Linked DNA regions of Homo sapiens: regions 1 and 3 are each linked to region 2. Evidence: chromatin loops called from intact Hi-C (ENCODE). Cell type or tissue: IMR-90. All regions are shown on one strand. Region 1 holds the start of WASF3 (WASP family member 3). Region 2 has its middle 61 kb from the start of WASF3. Region 3 overlaps WASF3 (WASP family member 3).

Region 1 (8,000 bases), 61 kb after region 2:
TAAAAAATAATGGAGAGGCCGGGCACGGTGGCTCACGCCTGTAATCCTAGCACTTTGGGAGGCCGAGGCGGGCGGATCATGAGGTCAGGAGATCGAGACCATCCTGGCTAACACAGTGAAACGCCGTCTCTAATAAAAATACAAAAAATTAGCCAGTTGTGGTGGCGGGCGCCTGTAGTCCCAGCTACTTGGGAGGCTGAGGCAGGAGAATGGTGTGAACCCAGGAGGCGGAGCTTGCAGTGAGCCGAGATCACGCCACTGCACTCCAGCCTGGGCGACAGAGCGAGACTCCATCTCAAAAAAAAAAAAAAATTATGGAGAGACAGAGAGAGAGACTGATGGAGCAAATGTGGCCTTGTGTAATTGGATAAAGGTATATGGGTGTTCCTTCTACCATTCTTTCAATTTTTCTTTACATTGGAAAAATTTTAATATAAAAAGTCAGGAAAACCTCCCCAAAACTTTTTCTTTTCTTTTCTTTTCCTTTCCTTTCCTTCCCTTCCTTCCTTCTTTCTCTTTCTTTCCTTCCTTCCTTCCTTCCTTCCTTCCTTCCTTCCTTCCTTCCTTCCTTCCTTCCTTCTTTCTTTCTTTCTTTCTTTCTTTCTTTCTTTCTTTCTTTCTTTCTTTGACAGAGTCTTACTCTGTCACACAGGCTGGATTGCAATGGTGTGAGCACAGCTCACTGCAGCCTCCAACTCCTAGGCTGAAGCGACACTCCTGCCTTAGCCTCCTTCTGAGTGGCTGGGACTACAGGCATATGCCACCACTCTTGGCTAATTCTTTTAGTTTTTGCAAAGATGGGAATCTCACTATATTGCCCAGGCTGGTCTCAAATTCCTGACCTCAAGCAAGTCTCCTGCCTTGGCCTCCGAAAGTGCTGGGATTACAGGTGTGAGCCACTGCACATAGCCCAAAAACTTCTTAAAAGGTACAATGATAAAGAACTTTTAAAAAAGATTTACCAATAGTTGAAGGACAATAGAATTTGTGACTGCAATAAAGGTCCATAAATACAGCAAAGGTGACCTTGCTTAAAAAATTTTAAGAAACGAAACTTTCTTTTTATTCTGTTAACTATGGTTCCTACTGCCTTTTCCAGAATGAATATACTTAGAATCATACAGTCTGTAGCCTTCTCAGACTGACTTTTCTCATTTAGCTATATGCATTTAAGTTTCCTCCATGTCTTTGTATGGCTTGATAGCTCATTTCTTTTTATCATGAAATAACATTCAATTGTATGGATGTACTGCAATTTGTTTATTCATTCACCTTGTGAGGGACATCTTTGATTCTTCCAGGGTCTCGTGATTATGAATAAACATTCGGGTACAAGTTTTTGTGTGGGCATGTTTTCAGCACAATTGGGTAAATACCTAGGAGTGTGATGGCTGGACTGAATTGTGAGACTATGCTTAGCTTTGTGAGAAACTGCCAGACTGTCTTCCAAAGTGGTCGTACCATTTTGCATTCCCATCGGCAATGGATGGGCATTCCTGTTGTTTTGTATCCTTGCCAGTATTTGGTATCCTTAGGTTTTTTGTTGTTGTTGCCGTTAGCTTTTTTATTTTAGCCATCCTAGTAGGTATGTCATAGTATTTCATTTTTGTTTTAATTTGCAATTCCTTAATGACACATGATATTGAGCATGTTTATTTGCCATCTGTGTATTGTCAACTCCACTTTAGGGAGGTGTCTGTTTAGATCTTTTGCTCACTTGAAAATTGGATTGTTTTTTAATTGACACCTGAGTGGCCTTTTTAAAAAAGTGGGTCTTATGAATAAATAGAGTGAGGGCTCAATCATGAATTCATTTATTCAGCAACTACATCAGGTACTGCCACTCTCATACCCAAGGTCTGCATTCCTCTTTTCCATTACTAACAAAACTCTAATATTCCTCCAGCCAATGCCCCAACTTTAAATACTTAGCATTTCAGACTCCTTTGCAGCTAAAGGTGGTCATGTGACATGTGGCTGGCCAATAAAATGCAAGCAGAAGGTGCTGGGTAAAGCTTCCCAGGAAGATGCAGACCCAACTGGGCATGCACCTCTTTGATCTTTTGCCCTTTACCCATCCCCCTACCATTTTCCTCAATGTGATGCAATGCTTACAAGGGAAGCAGGCATCCTGTGAGGATGAAGACAGAGATCACATGACAAGGATAGCAGAGACAATGGCTAGAAAGAGCCTGAGACACAACGACACCATAGAAGAGATATTACAGAAGCCCTGTGGCTGTCTCCAGGTTTCTGGTTTTGTGATAAGAAGCACTCCTATTTAGTAGGCACTTTTAGTCAAGATTCTGTTACAGGTCACCAATTCACTCCCTGATGCAGCAACATTTTATTAAGGATGAGGCACTTATTAGCGGTGGGCTCTAATCCTCTAACAAGACTGCTCTAAGCAGTTTTTATTTAAAGGACTGGTTCACACAAGACCATATTTGAAATAATTTATTTGTACCATGAACCACAACACTAGGAATAGAATCATATTTACCACATGCTCAGCACTGTACTAGGCATTATAAAAGGAGGAAAGAGGACTGTAAAATAAGGGCCTTATCCTCATGGAACTGATGATCTAATTAGAGAGGTAAGACTGACCTATATGAAACAAACCTGAACACTTTGGGATGATGTGTTTAAGGGCTAACAGTGAGTGCAAACTAAGTGTAGCAGCGGTTTATAAGGCTGGGGTCACCGAAGAGGGAAGCAGCCAGGGAAATATGATTAGCAACCTTGAAAACACTCTGGGTATCTATACTTTCATATTTTTGAGTTCTAAATTAATGACCTAAACATAGACATGGAAGCCATTCCCCTGGGTAAGTGAAGATGAAATGAAGGAAAGTCATTTTAATTTGAATGCCAATTTAGCTTTCAATTCAGCAGACATTTGTCACTCTAGTATCAATATTTAAAATACTGGGTCACTGTAATTATTCACCAAAATCCTGTTTACCTTGTTAATTACCAGCAATTTTTTAAAATGATGGCACTTTATGGAAACTGAATATACGTCATCTTTAAAAAGAGCTTTTAAAATCCCTCCTTTGGAAGTAATGCAGGTTAATAGATTAGACATTTTATGAAGAGGGCTGCATGATTTTTCTACTGCATTTCTGGTGTTGCAAACTTTGGTGAAATTATTAACTGCTATTCATTTTTTCCAACTTTTAGTTGTCTCTAGCTAGATGTTGATCATTATTACACATCTGTAAAGAAAAGAGCAAACCAACTTGAATTAGTGTTTCTTGAACTATTCATTAGAATTTAAAATTTTTTCCTAAAAGTTTTTCAATTTAGTGATCCTATTGGTAAATAAAAAGAATAAAGGCATGCAAATTAAAATAAAGGTAACATTTCTATTAGATGTTTTTAAACCCCTTTCCTTTGTGACCTAGCTTTTCTATCTTGGCTTTTCTATCTTTTCTTCTCTTCCTTTCCTTTCCTCCTTTCTTTTTCTTAAGTTTGTTTATGCCTCAGTCATCTGGTCGCACGTGGCTATGTTCCACTGTGGCAGGGCTTAGCTGGCAGTTTCAGGGATATCTTAGTTTTAATAAGTATTGTGGATTTCCTCACATCTAGGGTGGAGAGAGATTGGTTATAGGGTGATAAAAACAGAAGAATCTGTGTTGAAGGAGATGGGAAGATTTTAAGAATGCTAACGAATTTGAGCAGGGCATAAAACCAACCCATGAACAGGGCTACAGTCCTCTCAGGGTTGCCTGAAGCCTCAGCCCTGGAGGACGTCTGACACCTTACAGGTAGAGGACCTCTGTGCAGGAGCCCTCAACACCCAGGGAGGATTAGGATATAAGCGCAAACTCAAAGGTACTGTAATGGGCACCTAGCAATCAGAGGTGATACAAGGGTCTCTTGGCCCGAAGTATCCCCACCTCTCCTCGCTGGAAAGGACGCTGCCTAAGCCTCATCCCGAGCTGGGGGCGGAGGACCAAGGGTGAGAGCCACCGCCTCCGCAATCCCCCGCCCCTCGGCACCGTCGCTCAGCGCGCTCGCCGGCTCCCTATTGGCCGAGGCACTCGCCAATCCTGGTGAAGCGGCCCCGTGAGTTGGCCCTGGTTGGTGGAGCCGGCACTGAGCCCCCCTCCTGCTCCGGCCGAGCCCCCCCGCCGGGAGGGGGCGTGGCCGCGGCCGTGGACGGGCCGGAGGCGGCGTCGCTCGCGCCGCTGCGTGCGGTGTGGTGCGAGGCGGGTGCGCCGGGCGGCCGCGGCGCGGCGGGACCATGGAGCTCAGAGCGCAGCCCCGGCGCCGGCGGCGGGACCGCGGACCGGTGAGTGAGGGCTGCGGTCGCCCCGGCTCTCCGCTGTAGGCTGCTGTGGCCCTCTCGGCTCCGGGCCGGGCGGCTGTCGGGGGAGGGGCGGCCCCACGGCGAACTGAAGTTGCTGCATCGCCGCGCGCTCCGGCCGGGCGGCGGGGCCCACTGCGGGCTGCGGCGCCGCCTCGCGCCTATCCCTGCAGCCCGGCCGCATTCTCCCGGCCGGCTCCCGCGCTGGCAGGGGCTTCTCGCCGTCACGGCGCGGCCAGGCGGCCCTTCTCTCCCGCGCCTCCGGGCCTCCGGCCCTTTGCCGTCCGGTGCGCGCTCCCTGGACTCGGGACAGCCACCCGCCCTCCCCGCCGTAAGTGGCGCCCGGGCCTCCGCTCGCGCCCCACGCACGACGCCCCGGGCCGCTCCGCGTCCGGGACCTTCGCATCCGTTCAGTGTCTGCGCGCCCTCGCTGGTTCTGGTCCAGCTCCGCGTGCCCCCCGGCCCCATTCGGCCCTCGCCGCCCTGGCCTGTGCCCTCTTGGTGCCCGCGTGCGTGTTGGTTGCGGGCGTCCTCTCCCTCGAGGCTGCGGTGCCGCGTGGCTCCCGGCCTCGGAGACCAGGCCGGACTCTTGGAGTGCAGGGGAGGAGGTGGGGCGGCCCGCGAGTGCGGGGGACCGCGCGCACGGAGCCGCGGCGCGCGGGGTATCATCCCCGGGGGTCTTTACCCGCGCGCCTGGGCTTTAGCGAGGGCAGAAGCTTCCTCTCAGTTTGTGGTGCTGACGTGCAATGGCGATTGCTTCTTGATTTGGCCCCTCTGCAAGGGAGAGTTCCCTGGTGGAGACGAGAGTTCTTAATTATTCAGAAACTATGTGATGGGCTTAGGGATCAATGGGAGCATCATAGGAATTCTTTCTCATTTTAAGGTTAATTTTTAAATTAGCGGTTTACTTCCAGCAACAGTCTCGAGTTTTCAAAAACTGAAAATTAAAAAGACTACTTTTCGCAGTTCTTCAAATTAAATGCATAGCAGAACATGGTATTTTAAGATTCAGAGTCTACTTTTTATAAGGGGGAGAGGATAGCTATTTGAAATATTTTGCATCTTAAAAATTAGGTTTATCTAAAGCTTAAAATGCGACTCTATCAAAACTAAGTTCAAAGTATTGTAATTGACTAATCTTTCTATTGTCTCTAGGGCAAATTCTATTGCTTCTTTTTATATGTGCTTTACCCAACTCTCCTTTTCTAGCAGTTAAACAATGCAGTGGTTCTTTAAAGCTAGTTCTTTTATCTGCTTGAGAGGTTAAACAAACGAAAGCTGGGTTTGACCTTTCCCAAAGGCATTCTCATTGTGTCCTCTCCAGCTCCCTTCTCCCAGGGTTCTAATGACTTCAGTGTAGTACTCATTTTTCTTCATCTTGAAAGATTTTCTTAGTTGGTATTCACAAAAGCTGTGTCTTTTCACATGTTTAAATATTGGAAAGTTTGGTCAACTATTATATTTACCTTCCAACCTGTGCTTATTCTAGAACTATGTACATATAGAAATTGTTCTTGCATTTCCAGTTGGCTGACATGAAGTTGCTTAATAGCATTTGTTTTTAAAAAATCTGTTTGCTTTAAAATTTACAACCTAATAGTCAATGATGTGCTTCACTATCTTCAACAATTACGAAAACAAAGGTGGAACACACTTTGCTAAGTGGTCATGCCAACATTGTAACCTCCTATCTCTTGTCAGTGTGTCTTTGTAGTCACACGTTACGGTTCCCATAGAAACCTATGTATGGCAGGTAACCTTTTGGTTATTGGGATGTTTTGATTAAAACAATTGCGTTATAATGCAAGTATTAAATGAATTGTCCCTACTCACGGGCTAGTACTAGTGATCGTCTTTGGAATTCCAAGGACTTTCTTTGAAGAGTACTCCCAGATTGTTTTTCACTTTGGGTGGCTCTCCATTGCTGTAGACCTTGAATCTCTTTTTCTTTTCTTTTCTTTCTTTCTTTCTTTCTTTTTTTTTTTTTTTTTTTTTTTTTTGAGACGGAGTCTTGCTCTTGTCTCCCAGACTGGAGTGCAGTGGTGTGATCTCGGCTCACTGCAACCTCCGCCTCCTGGGTTCAAGCGATTCTCCTGCCTCAGACTCCCGAGTAGCTGGGAGTACAGGCGCCCGCCACCATGCCCGGCTAATTTTTGTACTTTTAGTAGAGATGCAGTTTCACCATGTTGGACAGATTGGTCTCGAACTCCTGACCTCAGGTTGATCCGCCCACCTCGGCCTCCCAAAATGCTGGGATTACAGGCGTGAGCCACCGCTCCCGGCCGAATCTCTCAACTTCTCTTCTCAGTCCGTTTTAAGGGCCCTGTTTCTTTCAAGTCAGGCTTTTTTTGGCTTTGCTCTTGGGCATGTGGAACTAAATGCTTCTGACAGCCCCACACATTCTTCTTCAGGGCTGGTTCTTTACCTGTGGCTTGACTTTATGCTGGTAATACAGAAATATTTTATGCCAGTAATACATAAATGATGTACATTATAAAATAAACAATATCAACACAGAGATTTATAGAGGTAAAAAGTCTTAAGTTTTCTTTTTCCCGTCTTATTGTTGTCCTATTCCTATTTCTTTCTTCAGAGGTAACCATAATATAGGGTGTATCCTTCTGGATTTTTTCCATTTAATACTGTAGATGAAATATATAACCCTGTATGTTAAAAAAACCATTTCATGAATGCCTACTAGGTACCAGGTACTATTTTAATCACTAGGGTTGCAAAAATAAGAGACAGACGCTTTCAAGATGTTCATAGTCTACCAGGACAAGCAATTACAGTGCAGTGTGATAAGTACCATGATAGAGTCAGTAATCAGTGAGGGATGTAGGAGCCTCATGCATGACCTAATCCATTCATTCATTTGCTTTATTCATTCAGTACACTTCAGAGTTTTAATATGTGCCGGGGATACAGAGATAAACAAGACAGATACCTCTGTCAGCCCCCGATGAGCTTGCTGTGCAGTTCAGTCTCAAAGAGTTTTAACCGTTGGTTACAATGTATTGTTTGATATGGGATCTGAAAGGGGCCAGCAACAAGAGCTCAGAGGAGGACCATAAACCCAAGCTTAGGGACGTTCAGAGAGACAGGAAAGCCTCCCAGAGGAAGCACCATGAGAAGGAATTGGTCGAAGTCTGGGTTGAGGAGAGGGTGTACAGAGAGATGGTCAGGGAGGTGATGCACTGGAGCAACCACAAACACCAGGAGTTCAGTCCAGTGGGGGTGGTTGTGGGCAAGGGCAGGGAAGTGGCAAGAAGTGAGGGAGGAGAAGTAAGGAGGGACTGTGCCTTGTGGGGTCTTGTGATTACTGTTGTGTGGAGTTCGGAGACCTCTGTGGGCAACAGGAAATGGTTGAAGAATTGTAAGCAAAAGAGGGACACGGTCAAATTTGCCCTTTGGAGAATGGATTAGAAGAGGGAAGGCTTGAAGCAGGGAAATTTGAGGAGGTAGAATTGCTGGGATTTGGTCATTGGCCGTGTGTGTGTATGTGGTGGGGGGAGTTGGGGCAGGGAGGAGTTCAGGGCAGTGTCCAGCTCTGGCTGGGTGGTTGGGTGATGGCACTGTCCTTAGGTGGGGACAGAGCAGCATCCATTTTGGGGAAAAGATTATGGGTCACACTTGGCTGGGTTAAGTTTCAGGTGCTGAGGGGACAGTGTGTTCAGTTGGCTGC
Region 2 (8,000 bases):
TTTTCTGCCTGCTTTCATTCTAGCCGCACCGGCAGCTGATTAGGTAGTGCCGATGCAGATTGAGGGTGGGTCTGCTTCTCCCAGTCCACTGACTCAAATGTTAATCTCCTTTGGCAACACCTCACAGACACACCCAGGAACAATACTTTGCATCCTTCAATCCAATCAAGTTGACACTCAATACTAACCATTACACCATCCATCAGCAGGTTCTGCCTGCGCTACTCTCAGCTTAGATTCTGACTCGGACAATGGCACATGGTCCAAGCCGCCATCCTCTCTCACCTATCTGTAATAGTGCTTCCAACTGCCTCCCCGCTTTCCCCTCCATTTGCAGACACATCTCCACACAGCAGCTGGAATCACCTTTTTAAAACACCAACCTTACCATGTAACTCTTTATCTCAAAATCTTAACGGCTTGCTATCACACTGAGAATAAAATCAGAAATCTTGACCAAGGCCCACAGCATGCAAAGACCAGCCCTTGCATTGCCAGTTTCTCTGATCTCATGGCCTAACTCACTCACTCAGATCCAGCCACGCCAGCCTTCTTGAAGTTCCTTGGATGTGTCATTCCCATCTCCAGGCCTTTGTGCCTGTGGCTCACTTACTTGGAGCACTCTTTTTAAAAAATTTTTAATTATTATGGGTACATAATAGGGGTATACACTGACGGGGTCCATGCAATGTTGTGATACAGGCATGTGATGGGTAATAACCACAACAGGGCATTTGGGGTGTCCATCACCTCATACATTTATCATTTCATTGTGTAAGGACAATCCAATTCCACTCTTTCAGTTATTTTTATTGGGTTTTTTTGTTTTGTTTTGTTTTTGAGATGAGATCTCACTCTGTCACCTAGGCTGGAGTGCAGTGGTACAATCTCAAGTCACTGCAACCTCTGCCTCCAGAGCTCAAACGATCCTCGTACGTTAGCCTCCTGAGTAGCTGGAACCACAGACATGTGCCACCATGCCTGGCTAATTTTTGCATTTTTATAGTGATGGGGTTTCATCATGTTGCCCAGACTGGTCTCAAACTCCTGGACTCAAGCAATCTGCACGCCTCGGCCTCCCAAAATGTTTGTATTATAGGCGTGAGCCACTGTGCTGGGCCTTTTAGTTATTTTTAGATATGTAATAAATTATTGTTAACTATAGACATGCTGTTGTGATATAAAATATAGATCTTATTCATTCTAACTGTATTTTTGCACCCATTAACCATCACTCATATGTGGGAACTAAACATGGCAACAATTGAACTCGTGGAGATGGAGAGTAGACTCATGGTCACCAGAGGTGGGGAAGGGCAATAGGGAGGTGGGAGCACCCTCTCCCCACCATCTTACGTTCATTCCCTCCCTTCCTGTCCTGCTGTACCTGGCTTGGCATCTTGGCGCCTTCCATGAGGGACCACCTCCCTTGAGCCTACACATTGCTTCTTGCAGGTCAGCAGGGTGCTGATTTGACTGTGGAAGCCCTTCTCCAGGCCATGCTCTGTCTCTCCAAGGAGAAAATGCAGAGGTGAGTTTGCTCATCACATACTGCTGGGACCGCTGAGCTCCATCCAGGCCACACTCAAACTCTCTCATCAGTAAAGTGACAGTAACAAGAGCTTCCATCTCATAGGTTTGTTTGAGGATTGCATGATAATCTTTGCAAAGTGCTGGTATGTAGTAAATATTCAACAAATGCCAGCTAAGATATTGCTGACCTTATTAGTCACACAGTTAAGGAACTAAGCACCATGTAACGAGAGAGTGGCAGCCTATAATCCGGGTTTGTGATTGTACCAACTTGCCACTGAATAAGAGGCTAAGGGATAGAGTTATTTATATTTGCAGGAAGGGTGTGTGATCCAGGTTTTAAGAGAGAATCAAGTCTCACACTGGATACAGAGTTAGCAACGGCTACGAAGAGAGGGTTTGATATTTTTTCCCTTTACTCTGTGTTGGCTTTATTGGGTCTTCCTTTTTTCCAACTCAGCATGTTTGGCCCTCTGGTCCCAGCAAGTGGCATACTGATTTTAAGGTGAAATTTGTTATCCTGGCAAATTAAGAGTACATTGGGAGAATGAGCTTCTCACTGAAACTGGCACATAAAATGAGAACTGCAGCCCCAAATCAATGAAAAGATAGAAGGAAGCAACACGCTGCTTTAAATGAGTTTTGGTCTCTAGACGTAGAGGGACTGTAATCGCAGACTGCTAATGGGATTTGCAAATGTCGTCTCAGAACCACTATCTGCAATCCTCAAGAAACGTGACATGGGAGGAGTGCCAAAGGACTGGAGATGGATAATATGAGAGGAATTTTCCAAATGTGGAAGCAATAAGAATATATTGAACACTAGATTGAATTTCACTCAATCTTTCTCTGATGATTCAGAGAACAATTAGAATTATGCATTGCTTCAAGGTCATTGCACCAAATGAAGCTTATTGCGTACTGTAAATGGGCAGATGTTCACATTAATGCACAAACTGTTAACAGTTAACAGCTTTCTGGGCAACAGGGCTTGATTTGTTAATAATCTCTGCCAGTTACTGGGCACCCCATGTGCCAGGAGCAATAAGTGTTTTCCTTACGTTTGCTTCTTTCATCCTTTCTGCCACCCTGGGAGGTTGCATTTTGAGGGCATTGAAACTTAGAGAGAAGGAATCGCTTCCTTCTCCACAGCTATACAGGTGACATGATAAGAGGCAAGACAGCAGCACAAATGTTAACTTAATTTAAAGGTAATTGATCTTAACCTCTACTCTGTGCTGCCTAGAAACATCCAGACTGCATTCCATGAGCGAGAGGCCAAAGAGAAGCCAGGAAAGGAGACAGAAAATAAGCAATCATGAGAACAGGCTCCTGAGAACAGCAATCATGAGGCTCCTGAGACATTCCTCACACATTTCACCTCTAGGGCACATTTCCCATGTTTTTTCCTGCAGGATAAACACAGTTTTACATGAAAATGGCATGAGCTACTTTAAGTCAAGGTTCAAAATCACGTCATGTGAAGCAGATTTGATCTGATGAATGGGAATCTAGGCACGTTCCCTGTTGATGTAGTTATGGTTTCCCGTCCTTACGGCCAATACACATCCTCTGAGACCAGTCTATTATTTATGTTTTGTTCATATAAACAACCCCCCAACTTTCCTGTGTTCTGCACTAAATTACTTATTTTTTAGTAGCCATGGGCCCTGGTAGGAAGCTAACAAAACCCTCAAGTCAGATAATTGAGGGAAGCTTAATGAAGGGGCTATGCACGAAGATCCAGGCAGGGTTGAGGAAAACCAACAGGGTGAGGATGAAGATGCCACAGCTCCGCAGCTCACCCGCCCTAGAAGGACCAGGACCAGGAGCAGAATCCAGAGCTTGGAGAGGACAGCTGGAGGCAAGGCTGTCTGCCCTGAGCCAGGACCTGAGCCTCCCCAGCAGGGAGTGGGCTGGAGAATCTGTATTCCAGCCTCACTTCCTTCCCACCTGCAGATGCTGGCAGGGCCTCCCAACATAAGTCACAGAGCAAGAGAGCCTGATCGTTCCCAGGACACAGAGCAAAGTGGAGGAAGCTGCAAGATGGATCTGGGAGAGTGAAGAGAAGATACCCTAGCACAATCCCCTACTCCTCCCCCAAAATGAAATTAAAACAATGAAAACAGAAGCAAATGGAAAAAGCAAAGCAATAAAATAAATGAAATTATATATGTGTGTGTATATATAAAATACATGTTTTTTAAAAAATCAAAACAAAAAACACCCATCAAGAGGTCACAAACTGGAGGCCGGGCACGGTGGCTCACGCCTGTAATCCCAGCACTTTGGGGGCTGAGATGGGCAGATCACCTGAGGTCAGGAGTTCGAGACCAGCCTGACCGACATGGTAAAACCCCATCTGTACTAAAAATACAGATATTAGCTAGGTGTGGTGGCAGGTGTCTGTAGTTCCAGCTACTTGAGAGGCTGAGGCACGAGAATCACTTGAACCTGGGAGGCAGCGGTTGCAGTGAGCTGAGATCATGCCAGCCCGGGTGACAGAGTGACTCTGTCTCAAAAAAAAAAAAAAAAAAAAAAAAAGAGAGAGAAAAGAAAAAAGAAAAGAAAAAAAAAAAGAGGTCACAAACTGGCCCTCGAGCAGAAAATAGCCCCAAGACAATTTGATTTGGCCTGGTACTTGTCTTACAGACATTTGAACATTTGAATTTATTGCCAATATATAAACTTGGGAGGTTTTACATAGAAATCTGGATTTCCTGTGTTTCTTGAACAATCCAAAGATTCAATGGCCCCATAGTGGGAGCTGAGGGCCTGCTGCCCTCTGGAGGGAAGACAGAGAGCTGCAGCCTCCAGGCACTGTGGCGCCCGCCCCCGCCCTCCCACCTCTACTTGACTGATGTCTGCAAACTGCTGGGCCTGGGTAGGCAACTTAGACTTACACCGATCCAGAGAGGCCCATGCAACTGAGTAGAAACAGTAATTCTAAGCTCTCTGGTCACCAAAGCAAAGAGGGAAAAGGATAGGGTTCTTTATATTATAAAAGTAAGAATACCAATTCATCAGAAGAGGAAAGTTTTAATAGTTTCAGTTCTGAAAAATACCCATAGCAGAAAGGCACATCAGCTCTTTTTCTCCTACAACTTTTGATGCTCACGAGAAGCTCAGCCCAAGGCGGAGAGGAAATGGCTGTAGCAATGAAGACTGCAGAGTTCCTGCTATCAGCTGCTGCTCAAAACCCCTCAGTGGCTCCCCATTGCCCCGGAGCAATGATTCTCAACAGGGGGCAACTTCATCACCCAGGGGACACTGGGCAATGACTGGAGACGTTTTTGATTGTCATGACTGGGAGGCGCCACTGGTATGTTGTAAGCCCAGCCAGCAATGCTGCAGAACATCGCACAATGTACAGGACAGCCTCCTGCCCTGCCTCACAACAAACAATTATCCAGCCCCAGATGTAAGTAGTGCCAAAGCCAAGAAACCCTGCTCTAGAATCAAGTCCAGAATCTTATCCAACTTCCAAGATCTCCATTGCCTGGCTCCTGCTCCTATCAACCATCTCCTCCTTCAACCAACCCTGCTCCCCGACTCACACTTGGTCATTGGTTGCCCACTCCTTTTGTGCCATGTCCTATGTTTGGCCTTTTGAGTATGCTGTTTCTTCCATCTGAGACACAAACTCGTTCACCTTCATCACCTAGGGGCAGTCTATGTCCCTCAGGGATCATCATCTATATCCCTTAGACATCACTCCACTTCCTTAAGGGAGCCTGTCTCTGAAACCCCCAGGACACCCTGCAGGATGGTAATGACCACACTTTAGTGTCATCTCTGGACTAAGTCTGCGAGGGCAGGGAGCGGGGCTGTCTTGACTACTGAATCCCCAGTACCTGCATAGAACATGCACCCGATCTGGCCACACACCCTCTAATCTCGGTCCTCTAATAGTCTTAAATAAATAAAATCCAACTTCTACCAGAAGCTTTAGTTTTGTCTCCAAGATAACCAGCATGAATCAAGCAGCTCTGGGGAGAAAGCGGATGAGTTTGAGAGCTGCACTAGCTCACTTCCCAGCAAGCGCTGGCTCTGGCAAGCCCTTGCAATTCTACCTCCCACAAGAAAACATTTGGTTTACAGGTTGGTCTGACTTGGCTTTGGAATACCAAGAACACAATCAGTATAAGTACCATCCAGTGTTAGTCAGCACGGATTCACAGAAGTTCTCATTCTACATATTTATTAAGAAATCCATCAACCCACACTTTTCTAGACAGAGCAATTTCAGACACTTCCTGTCTCCAAGAAGTCATTGCTAATATTGAATTCCAATAGTATGCGAAACTGTGGCTGGCAGCCAATAAGAGATGCTTTAAACCCCAACTCTCCCTTGATAGCCCGGCAATTTGTGAGTAACTTATCAGGCAGCAGAATTCATGGAGCTCTGAAGGCTGGGCCTTTCCCCTCTGGTGGCAAGAACTGGGTGAAAATTGATAGCCCCAGTGGAGCCACTTTTGGAATCAAAGTTGCATCCATACTTGCCCTGAGTCCACAACAGAATATAATTTTTCCAGAAGACTTGTCCATATACCCCGAAGTGACATGGGGCAATGCGGGGACACATTTGCTTTCTCCAACTGGAAGGCAGGTGCCATTTCTAGACCTGACTAGCGCAAGGCAGGGTTGGAGGGGGTGCCAGTGCCAGCTAGCTCGGGCCCCTACCTGCTGCTGGACCTCAGGTCCTCGGGAGATAAGAAAGCCCATCTGCCCGCCCAGCATGGCCCCACTGTAATGAGTGCAGCAGGCGCCTTGTATTTCCTCTCTGCTGGGAACTTGTAATGTCTGTTGAATGCAACCAGAATCTCGAAAGTGAGGAGCCTTAGGGAGAGAGGGCCTCCAGCTGTAAATATTAACAGCAGCCGCGTGAAACGCAGTGTTTTCTGTTGACAGGTGTTCCCTGGGGGAGGGCCCCCGCAAAGAGTGACTACATCACCAGAGTCTTTCAGCACCCCTGACAGTAGACACGACAGTCCACAAAGAGGTGTAGAAATGACAGCTCTGTTAATATAATGACATTAAATGTGACTCACTATCAGGAGCAGGAAGCAGCAGCCATGATGTTTTTCTTTCTTTCCGTAGTAATGGTCTGAGCTGCTGGGCTGTGCACATTCTCTAGGAGTCAGTCTGCTGTGCAGTTAGCAATTGGTTTCACAGACTCGCAGGCTGTTACAGCTAGAAAAGAACTTTGAGGCCAATGCTCTATGAAGTGTTGCACAGACAGTGCAATTCAAACCCAGAGGGCCTGAGTGATTTTCCCAAAGAAAAACTAGGAGCTGGCAGGTTAAAAGCAGAGAGGAACTAAATTTTCTAGTCTAACCTGTTACCCTCTGTTCCCTGCCACCTCCCAACGCTGCTGGAAGGACACAGCCTGCCCTCTCCCGGGTGGTGCCTGTGCAGCAAGCCTGGGGCCTGAGTGTCAAAAGGTCTTTGGACACTTTGGGTTGGAATCCTGGCTCACTTAATCACCAACTATGTGACACTGGCCAATTATCTCATCTTCCCTTGTCCTCATCTTTAAGCAGGAACAATAATATGCCCCTCCCTGGGCCTTTGTGAAGACTAAATGAGATGTCCATGCACAGACATGCGTGGCCCACAGTAAGCACTCCAGATGTGTTGGTGAGACATGAGAGAACGTGTTTTGCACACATGCGTGTTTAGTGCATTTAGTGCCTAGTTTACATACAAGAAGAGAAATACAATAACATATTCAGCAGTTCTCAACCTGTCCTAATCTGATTTGCACCTTTATTTTATGTTAAGAAGATGCAGCAGGCGGAGCGTGGTGGCTCCCAGCACTTTGGGAGGCTGAAGCAGGTGGATCATGAGGTCAGGAGTTCAAGACCAGCCTGGCCAACATAGTGAAACTCCGTCTCTACTAAAAATACAAAACTTAGCCAGGCATGGTGGTGCATGCCTGTAGTCCCAGCTACTCAGGAGGCTGAGGCAGGAGAATTGCTTGAACCTAGGAGGTGGAGGTTGCGGTGAGCCAAGATCGCACCACTGCACTCCAGCCTGGGCAACAGAGTGAGACCACATCTCAATAAAAAGGTTGGGGGGAAGATGCAGCAAAGATAATCCCAGCACTTTGGGAGGCTGAGGCAGGTGGATCATTTGCAGCCAAGAGTTCGAGACCAGCCTGGCCAACATGATAAAACCCCATCTCTACTAAAAACATAAAAATTACCCGGGTGGTAGTGACGTGCGTCTGCAATCCCAGCTACTCGGGAGGCTGAGGCAGAAGAATCACTTGAACCTGGGAGGTGGAGGTTGTGGTGGGCCGAGATGGCACCACTGCACTCCAGTCTGGGTGAGAGAGTGAGACCCTGTCTCAAAAAAATAAATAAATAAAAATTTAAAAAGTTTAAAAAAACAGGGTTTCCTGCTGCAAATGATGTAGAGTGTCCTTTCAGGACACATACTATCCCATGAAGGGAGTGAAGTGG
Region 3 (8,000 bases), 120 kb after region 2:
CATACAGTAAACTATGCTTATTTAAAATGTATAATTTGATAAGTTATTTGAAATATGTATACACCCATGATACCATCAATGTAGTTGAACTGGTGACCGTTGTTTCCTCATGGCCCTTGGTCATTTTTCCCTTTTGTTTCCCTCCTACCCTCACATAACGGCTGCTCTGCTTTCTGTCCCTATAGATAAGTTTATATTTCCTAGAATGTTATGTAAATGGAATAATACAGTATGTAGTATTTTCGTCTGGCTTTCATTCAGCATAGAGATTCATCTCTTGTTGTTGCATGTATCAGTAGTTCATTCCATGTTATCATTGAATAGTACCTCACTGTATGGATGTAATGCAGTTTGTTTGTCCATTCACCTGCTAATGGACACTTGGATTGTTTCTAGTTTTTGGCTGTTACAAATAAAGCTGCATGAACATTCATATACAAGTCTTTATGTGGGCACATGCTTTTATTTATTTTGGGTAAATATCTAGGAGTAGAATGGCTGGATCGTGTGATAAGTGTATGTTTAACTTTTTAAGAAACTTGCAAACCATTTTCCAAAGATTATTTTGTTTCTCTTGAGCAGTGGATGATAGTTCCAGTTCATCCATGTTCTCATAAGCACTCTGTATGAACAGTCTTTTTAAGTTTAGCCATTCTCATCAGTGTGCAGTCATATCTCCTGCGGTTTTAATTTGCCTCTCCTTAATGACTAATGCTGTTGAGCATTTTTCATGTGCTTGCTTGCCATCTGCATAACTTCTTTAGTGAAGTGTCTGTTCAAATCTTGTGCCCATTTTAAGAAATTGGGTACTTTATTATAGATTTTCAAGAATTCTTTATATATTCTGTATCAGATCTTTATCAGATATATGATTTGTAGTTTTATTCATTTTAATAGCATTTTTTTTCCTTTTTACCCCAGAATGAAATTTTTGGGAGCCAATATGGGATTATTTTTTGGTTTTATTTTTTGCACTTTCCCCAACTCCCATAAAAGTAGTTACTCTTTGTCATCTTCCTTTTCTTCCATTTTCTGGCAGGGCACTTAGTTTGTATTCTCTTTTTGGGGGGCTGTACATGAGTCAATAGCTGTGCAGGACAGAAGACCCCTAATTAGTGAATATGTTTGCATGGCTGGGATGGTCAGCTCTTTATTTCTGGAGGTTGGAGATCTGCCATTCCAATTGTCATCAGTATTGACTCGTTGTCCCTGGGGTGTAGTCAAAGGCCTCACCTGAAGTACTACAAGGTCAGAAGCCAGAACAGGGCCAGATTCAGATTCAATGATGAAAATGCTGGCGACAATTCACCAACATCCCTTGATTTTTACATGTTCATTTCTGATTGAATTGTATTGTGCTTACTGTGTGATTGTAATTTTCTGTGTGATTGCAGTTAACTTTTTTGTGTGACCTAATTCATAGCTTTTTTTCTTACAACTTTTCCGTGTTTTCTTTTTTAAATATGCATTCTCACATCTATGTATAACATTTTTAAAAACTATCAATTAACACTTGTTAATTGTATTATTCAAATCTTGGTCTTTGTTGGTTTCTGAGAAAAGTATGTTGGGTCTTCTACAAAAGGATAATAAAAGTTCATAATTGTCATTTTTAGTGTTTTTTTTTTACCAATTGAATATGATAAGTGTCTTCCCCTCCATCTGTTTTTGTTGCGTTCACCTTGAGTTTCTCTTGTGTCTTAGAGCCTGACTCCCTTTTGTTGTTAGCATTTGCCTGGTGTATATTTTTAATCTCTTTATTTTTATCACTCCTAGTTATTTCATTTTAGATGTATTCTTGAATATTTATCTTACAAAACCCAAACAACTCAGTGTGTTGCTGCTTTGTTCAGTGGAGGCTGTTTGGTGAGTGGTAAGGACATGGACTGAGTCCAGGCTGCCTGGGGTTGAATTCAGGCACTGCATAAACTGGCTGTGTGGTGTCTGTCAAGTTTACTTAAATATTAGTGCCTGTTTCTTCCCTATACAATGGAAATATTAATAGTTTCTATCTCATTTTATAAGAATTAAATGAGCTAATATATGTAAAATTCTTGACAGTGCATGGCACATTCTATAAGTGGTTTGGCTGTGTTCCCACCCAAAATCTCATGTTGAGTTGTAGTCCCCATAATCCCTACGTGTCAAGGGAGAGACCAGGTGGAGGTAATTGAATCATGGGGGCAGTCTCCCCCATGATGTTCTTGTGATAGTGAATTCTCATGAGATCTGATGATTTTTTAAGTGTTTGGTAGTTCCTCCTGCATTCATTCTCCCTCCGGCTGCCTTGTGAAGAAGGTGCCTTGCTTCCCCTTTGCCCTCCGCCATGTTGGTAAGTTTCCTGAGGCCTCCCCAGCCACGTGAAACTGTGATTCAATTAAACCTCTTTCCCTTCTAAATTACCCAGTCTTGGGAGTATCTTTTTAGCAGTGTGAAAACAGACGAATATGAAGTCTTAGCCATTAATAGTGAGTTCACCCATTAACACTTACTGTGATTATTTGGAAGGCCATAGTCACTATTAGTGCCTCCTTTTTGTTAAAAAAATTAATACTTTCTTGTCCATTGCTGACTTTATTACAATTTTTTCCTGTAATGGTTTGTTATTTATATATCCAGTATCTTCTAGTTGTTTGTACGAAATCAAAATATTGATCATGCAGATAACACCTGAATATATACGTCTTTTAAAAACTTGCAACACATTTGCAATTAAAGTACCTTTTGAGTCTCAGCTCTGTTCCTCCTCCCTTAGAATAATAAATTCATTATTATGAATTTGAGACATTTCCTTCTCTGACACACACTCTCTCGCTCTCTCTCTCTCCCCACCGTCTCCCCCACCTCCGCCCCCCCGTCTCTTTCATACATGTAGGACTACATAGTACTTTTTACTAAATGGCATACTGTAATTATGAACTTTGTATTTTTCATTCACTGCTATGTTTTGGAGGACACTCCATATATATATTTATCTTGTTTCTTTTAACAGCTGCCTTTCCCCTATTGGTAGTCATTTCCAGTTTATCTCTATGTCAAACAGTGCTGCTGTGAACATTCTTGTACATGAATTCTGTGCACAAGTGAGAATGTTTCTCAGAATAAGAGATGGAAATGCTAGGGTCCATAGTATGCATATTCCTAGTTTTATTAGATATAATTCTTTCAAAGGACAATTTGATGGTTGGCTGCCATTTGTATTTCTCTGGTGTAAATTGCCAAGATCTTTTCATTGTGGTTCTCCAACCACACATCTCGTGGCCACAGTCCTTCCTGTCATATTTTTGGCTTGTGGTTTCTTCCTTTAATCTCATCCCGTTGCCTTTCAACTTTGGAGGTTATCTATCATTTGTAGTCCTGTAGTATTGTTGCACATATTTTAAATGTACATCTTTTTCATCATTTCTGTGGGTTTGAAACAAAGGAGAAGCCTAGTCTAGGTGCTCTGTTTATTATATTCTATTTCTATAATCTTCCATTTCAAATTATATAATTTTTGAAAGGATTTCCTATGAATGAGCTAAGGTTATGCACATACATGCCATACACAACCTGCTTATAAGTGTCTCATTTTAATGGAGAAATATGCTTAGCATATGCTGCAGCCTTAAATGGAAAGTAGATTACATTTAATCCCAAATCAAGGAAATGGAGATTGTTGTTCTTCCTTGTCTGAAATGTCACCTTAAACTGCTGTTTTCCTTAGTTTACCCACAGCAGCATTTCTGTAAGTCTCCTTGGAGGCTGGGTATATATTCTAGTCTTATGCACACAGCTTCCTGGCAGACATCAAATGGAATTTGACTTACCAGATGTCGTACTGAATCATGGTCTGCAGAGATGCGGATGGATCACATCCTTGGCTGGGGAAGTGGGGTGGATACAAATATCTGGGTCAACTCAGTGGTTAACCAAAGGTTAGTCATGTTATAAAAAGTCATGTATATCAAAAATACAAAACAGAGTAAGATAGGGGGTCTGAAGCTTATGCATGCAATCAGCAACAAGGCAGTGTCAGGAGTTGAAGGACCAGACAAAACCATCTGTTTAATAAGATAATAAAATCTGATATAAAAGGAACCTTGGAAATGTAAACCACCTCCTTCCTTTTTGGTCAGAGCTGACTCTTAATGACAAATGATCAGGTGCTTAGAGGGTTAAGAATGGGGAGGGACCTGCTGGGATAGAGGGAAAGAGAATGAATAGAAGCATCATATTAGAAGTCAAGGATTACTTGAATACCAAAGCAGACAACTTTCCCCTCCTTGGCTGCCTTTTTATCCTGGTAAGACACAGAAATGAAGTAGCCTTGGCTTACTGGCATATTTATAATTGGGACCTGTAGGAAGCGTTTACAATGGGGATGTGGTGGGCAGAGCACCAGTGGAAGTGAGAGACCGAGATTCTAGTGTCTACTCCAGGATGTAGGAGATTTTGGGTCTCTTTGTCTTAATCTTTGATTGTAAAATAAAGTTATGCTAGATCTCCAAGGTTCCATTTATCTTAAAATTTTTTTTATTAAGTAGCTGATTTTGTCTGGCTGATCAAAACAGGGAAGAAAAATAGTTCCTGGTCAAAGCATCTCGGAGGTTCCTGGGTTAATAATGTGCATCAGAATAAATTTTTATGCACAATAAAGGACTATAAAACAGATGTAGGTTCAAATATTAAATGTATTCTTGAATCCCACATGTTCTGAGTATCTAGTTAAATGAACACCATGGTCTAAAAGGACTTAGAAATAAAATATGGGTATATTTTAAAAATATTTTTTATCTAATAGGAATTTAGTGATTTATTTAACTTTAAAAAGTCTGAATTAAATGAACATAACACAGAGCATAAAGATTAATTGAAGCATAGATATGTAGAGCGTGGCAAGTTGTAGAACAGCAGCTTTTTTCAGAGCTCCCTTTACCCTGTCCATGGCTAGAAGAGAAAGGCAGGGAGACCAAAGGCTTGATCTTCACAGGCTCCCACACCACTTCTGTATCCCCACCCATGATACGTTGTTCTTCACTTTTACTCCGAGATTTCTTCCCACAACAGAGAAACTGCAAGACAGGAGCTAATGGTGAAAACCCTGGTGGAGAGAAATCTTGACCTAGACTTCAAATCCCTACCTTTTCAGTTAGAACCATATTAGCTTCTACCTGGAGGATCTTTATATGCCATTTTGTGGCCCTTGAAAGACAAACTGTGTCCCAGAATGTCCTCTAAAAATAGGTACTTGACAAGGTTTTTCATTACATTATTCCATAGACACAAAGTTGCCTTTTTCTGGGAGACTTATTATTTAGTTGTTGAGGCTGTATAGCAAAAGCTAAGTGACGTTTTAAAATGGTGGAATGCTGCTTCTAAGCCTTGAGTGAGAGCTTCACTCTTCCATCCTCAAACGTCTGTTGAATAGCTTCCCGATGCTGAGCAGGATGCTGGGGGGTCTGTGATGCCGTGTCATCTCCCATTCCCCACTGAGAATGGAGTATTTCTAGTTGCGTTTTAATTTCCAGGAATGAGACATACCTTTAATGTAGTGCTTATCACACTGTGTTGTAACTTTATTTATATGCCTGTCTCTGCCACTAAACCATTAGCATCTTGAGGAATGGGGTTTGTTTTATTTTCGTTTGTTCAGTTTTTGCATTTCCACTAGCTAAAGCATCATGAAAACACACTGAATGTTTGGAGAGTAGGTGAATCTGATATGGTAGTTTCTGAAAGCCAGCTGAATGTCTAACTGAAAAGGAAAGTATGCCAGAGCTGGAGGGAACCCAAGAGAGCAAATCTGTTCTGCAGGAGAAGAAACTGAGGCCCACCCTGATGAAGAAACTGAGGCCCACCCTGATGAAGAAACTTGCACAGAGTCGTGTAGTGTTAGTGGCAGAACTTGGACTAGAACCCCAGTTCCCCAATTCCTAGTCCTTTGCTGCTTCACTGTACCTCTCTGTCTCCCATCCTGTGGAAACATACAGACCACATTTCAAAGAGCAAAGTGTGAACATTTGTCCCAGTGAAATGAGGTTGATTGAATTTTATGTGGTCTTTCTTCCTTCCCTCCCCCTAAATCACAACTTTTAATAAAGCTTTAAAAAGAAGCAGTGTGGCTCTAGAAGGCAGTGTGCGAAGTGAGGAGTTTAGGAAGCTGAGGCCCTTCCTTTGGCGGTGGGAATGTTATGTTAGTGAGTATCTTTTGGGAGTTGTCAGTAGGCACTTAACTCCAAGCAGAGTGCTGTAAAGTGGAGGCAGGCAGACATAGCCCTTGTCCTTCAAAATGAGAAGGCCACACTGAGGGGAAAGGTCAGAGGAAGGGCTTGGGCCAGCATTGTGTCACTCTACTCTATGGGCCCTGGCTACTTTTGCTTGGGTCACTTTCATTCCGAGGGCAAAACTCATACATACAAGTAAAACATGGTTAAAAAGCCCAACATCTGCAGTATACACACATTTAGTTTTGTGTGTATAATATAGTCTGTGCCACATGTTTTAGTGCTATCATGCACTGTGCTCTAATTACCTGGCATGCAGCAATCAGAGCAAAGGTTACCAGCACATAGAAGAGAGAATCATTAACACTGTCAGGTTCTGCAAACTGGTTGTTCTGAAAGCTCAAAGGTCAGTCTTTAATGGCTGCATAGTGGAGAAAGAAATCCACTACAAAATCTATTCAGTTAATTTTGTATAGTCAACTACCTCTACCTACCAGTAATATCGTTTTAAAATATGTAATAAAGACTTAATGCAGTTAACATGTTACTCTACATCCCATGAACCCTTACTGCGGTGGAGAATGACCACAGTTGTGGGCTTCAGTTTATTTGCCCCATTACAGTGTATTCTATGCATGAAAGCTGTTATCCATGTTAATAGAGTAGTGGTGGTGTTCTTTTCTTTCCAGAATAGTCTGCTCTCTTTGGGGTCTGCACACATAAATTCTTAAGAGTGTACTCATATGTTCACTCATTGAGAATATCAGTTTACTTAGCTGGACGTGGTGGTGGGTGCTTGTAATCCCAGCTACTCGGGAAACTGAGGAAGAAGAATCACTTGAACCCGGGAGATGGAGGTTGCAGTGAGCCAAGATCGCACCAGTGCACTGCAGCTTGGGAGACAAAGCGAGACTCCGTCTCAAAAAAAAAAAAATCTGTTTACTGTTTCTTTCTTTTTTTGTGAAAATAGTTATCAGCTCAATGTCTTAACAAAAGAAGAAGCTGATATGTTACCCTTGTTCTTACTGTGAAGGTGGAGTTTCTCTTCCAATTAGGATATAAGAGAACATTGCTTCTATTTTAAGAAACAAAAAAGGCCAGATTATCTAGAAAGCAATAACTTTTCTTAAATCCCAAAGGGTGACAAACCCATCTGAGAGTAGACAGGACACTTGAACTGTTTCACATTTAGCAGAGCACAGGGGGAACAGGTAACCATCATAGAAGTGCATAAGAAGAATTCAGCAAAAATTGTAATGCATTCTTAAGGTTGAGTATGGGCTAATGCATCAGTTTAGGATAACCAGGTACCCCAGATACAAGGGGAAGGTTACACTTACTCATAAGCTGTTTTCTACAGCCCTCCACTGGGTACTCTTAAGAAAGCTTATGAGCAAGCCTGGAGACTAGACAGAACCTCTTTTGATCGTGCTGCTCTGCGGGAGGTAATCTCAGCTGCCACTGGGAGACAGGCATGATGTAACACCTGCTTCCCCACAGCCTTCTCTCCTATGACAGAGTTCCCAGGAGGGCAATGAAACCTCTAGCCCATAGGACTCAGCAAAGATCTATTTCTGGCAGAGGTTTAGGAAACCCTCTTTCCTGCCCTGTGACCAGCAAGATCCTCTGCTTCTGGGACGAAGGGTAATTAATAGCAAAAGCAGGACAGACTCTTAGGCTCATAATCTTTCACTGATGCAAAGCAAAGTTCTCTTTCTGCTGCATGAGGGACAGGAACTCTTTCATGCCCAAGACAGGGACAAATATCAGGCAGAGTTTAGTTGTGTTGGAGAA

Evidence for each region. A loop is a pair of places that touch in the nucleus more often than their neighbours do. Peaks named below come from ENCODE experiments on the same cell type or tissue, not always from the same donor. Only the 100,000 strongest peaks of a DNase experiment are listed, where the experiment ranks them.
Region 1: it touches region 2 in a loop (2.3-fold over the local background); 5 of 110 quality-filtered maps call a loop at or near these places.
Region 3: it touches region 2 in a loop (2.3-fold over the local background); 8 of 110 quality-filtered maps call a loop at or near these places.

What each region holds. Positions count from the first base shown.
Region 1 is chr13:26,553,520-26,561,519 of GRCh38, forward strand. WASF3 (WASP family member 3) reads left to right here and starts at 4,164. Exons shown (of 10, transcript NM_006646.6): 1 at 4,164-4,300. RefSeq lists silencers at 3,738-3,797, 4,058-4,267. In IMR-90, no CTCF peak of the experiment used is centred here; a DNase peak (open chromatin) is centred at 4,082; H3K4me3 peaks cover 1,690 bases; H3K27ac peaks cover 1,364 bases; H3K27me3 peaks cover 515 bases.
Region 2 is chr13:26,492,471-26,500,470 of GRCh38, forward strand. No RefSeq gene overlaps it. Among named protein-coding and RNA genes, the nearest start is that of WASF3, 61 kb to the right of the region's middle. RefSeq lists a silencer at 4,240-4,409. In IMR-90, a CTCF peak has its summit at 4,317 (motif pointing left); a DNase peak (open chromatin) is centred at 5,751; H3K27ac peaks cover 1,403 bases.
Region 3 is chr13:26,615,648-26,623,647 of GRCh38, forward strand. The region is part of intron 2 of WASF3 (WASP family member 3); the gene reads left to right. Among named protein-coding and RNA genes, the nearest start is that of WASF3, 62 kb to the left of the region's middle. In IMR-90, no CTCF peak of the experiment used is centred here; DNase peaks (open chromatin) are centred at 684 and 3,844.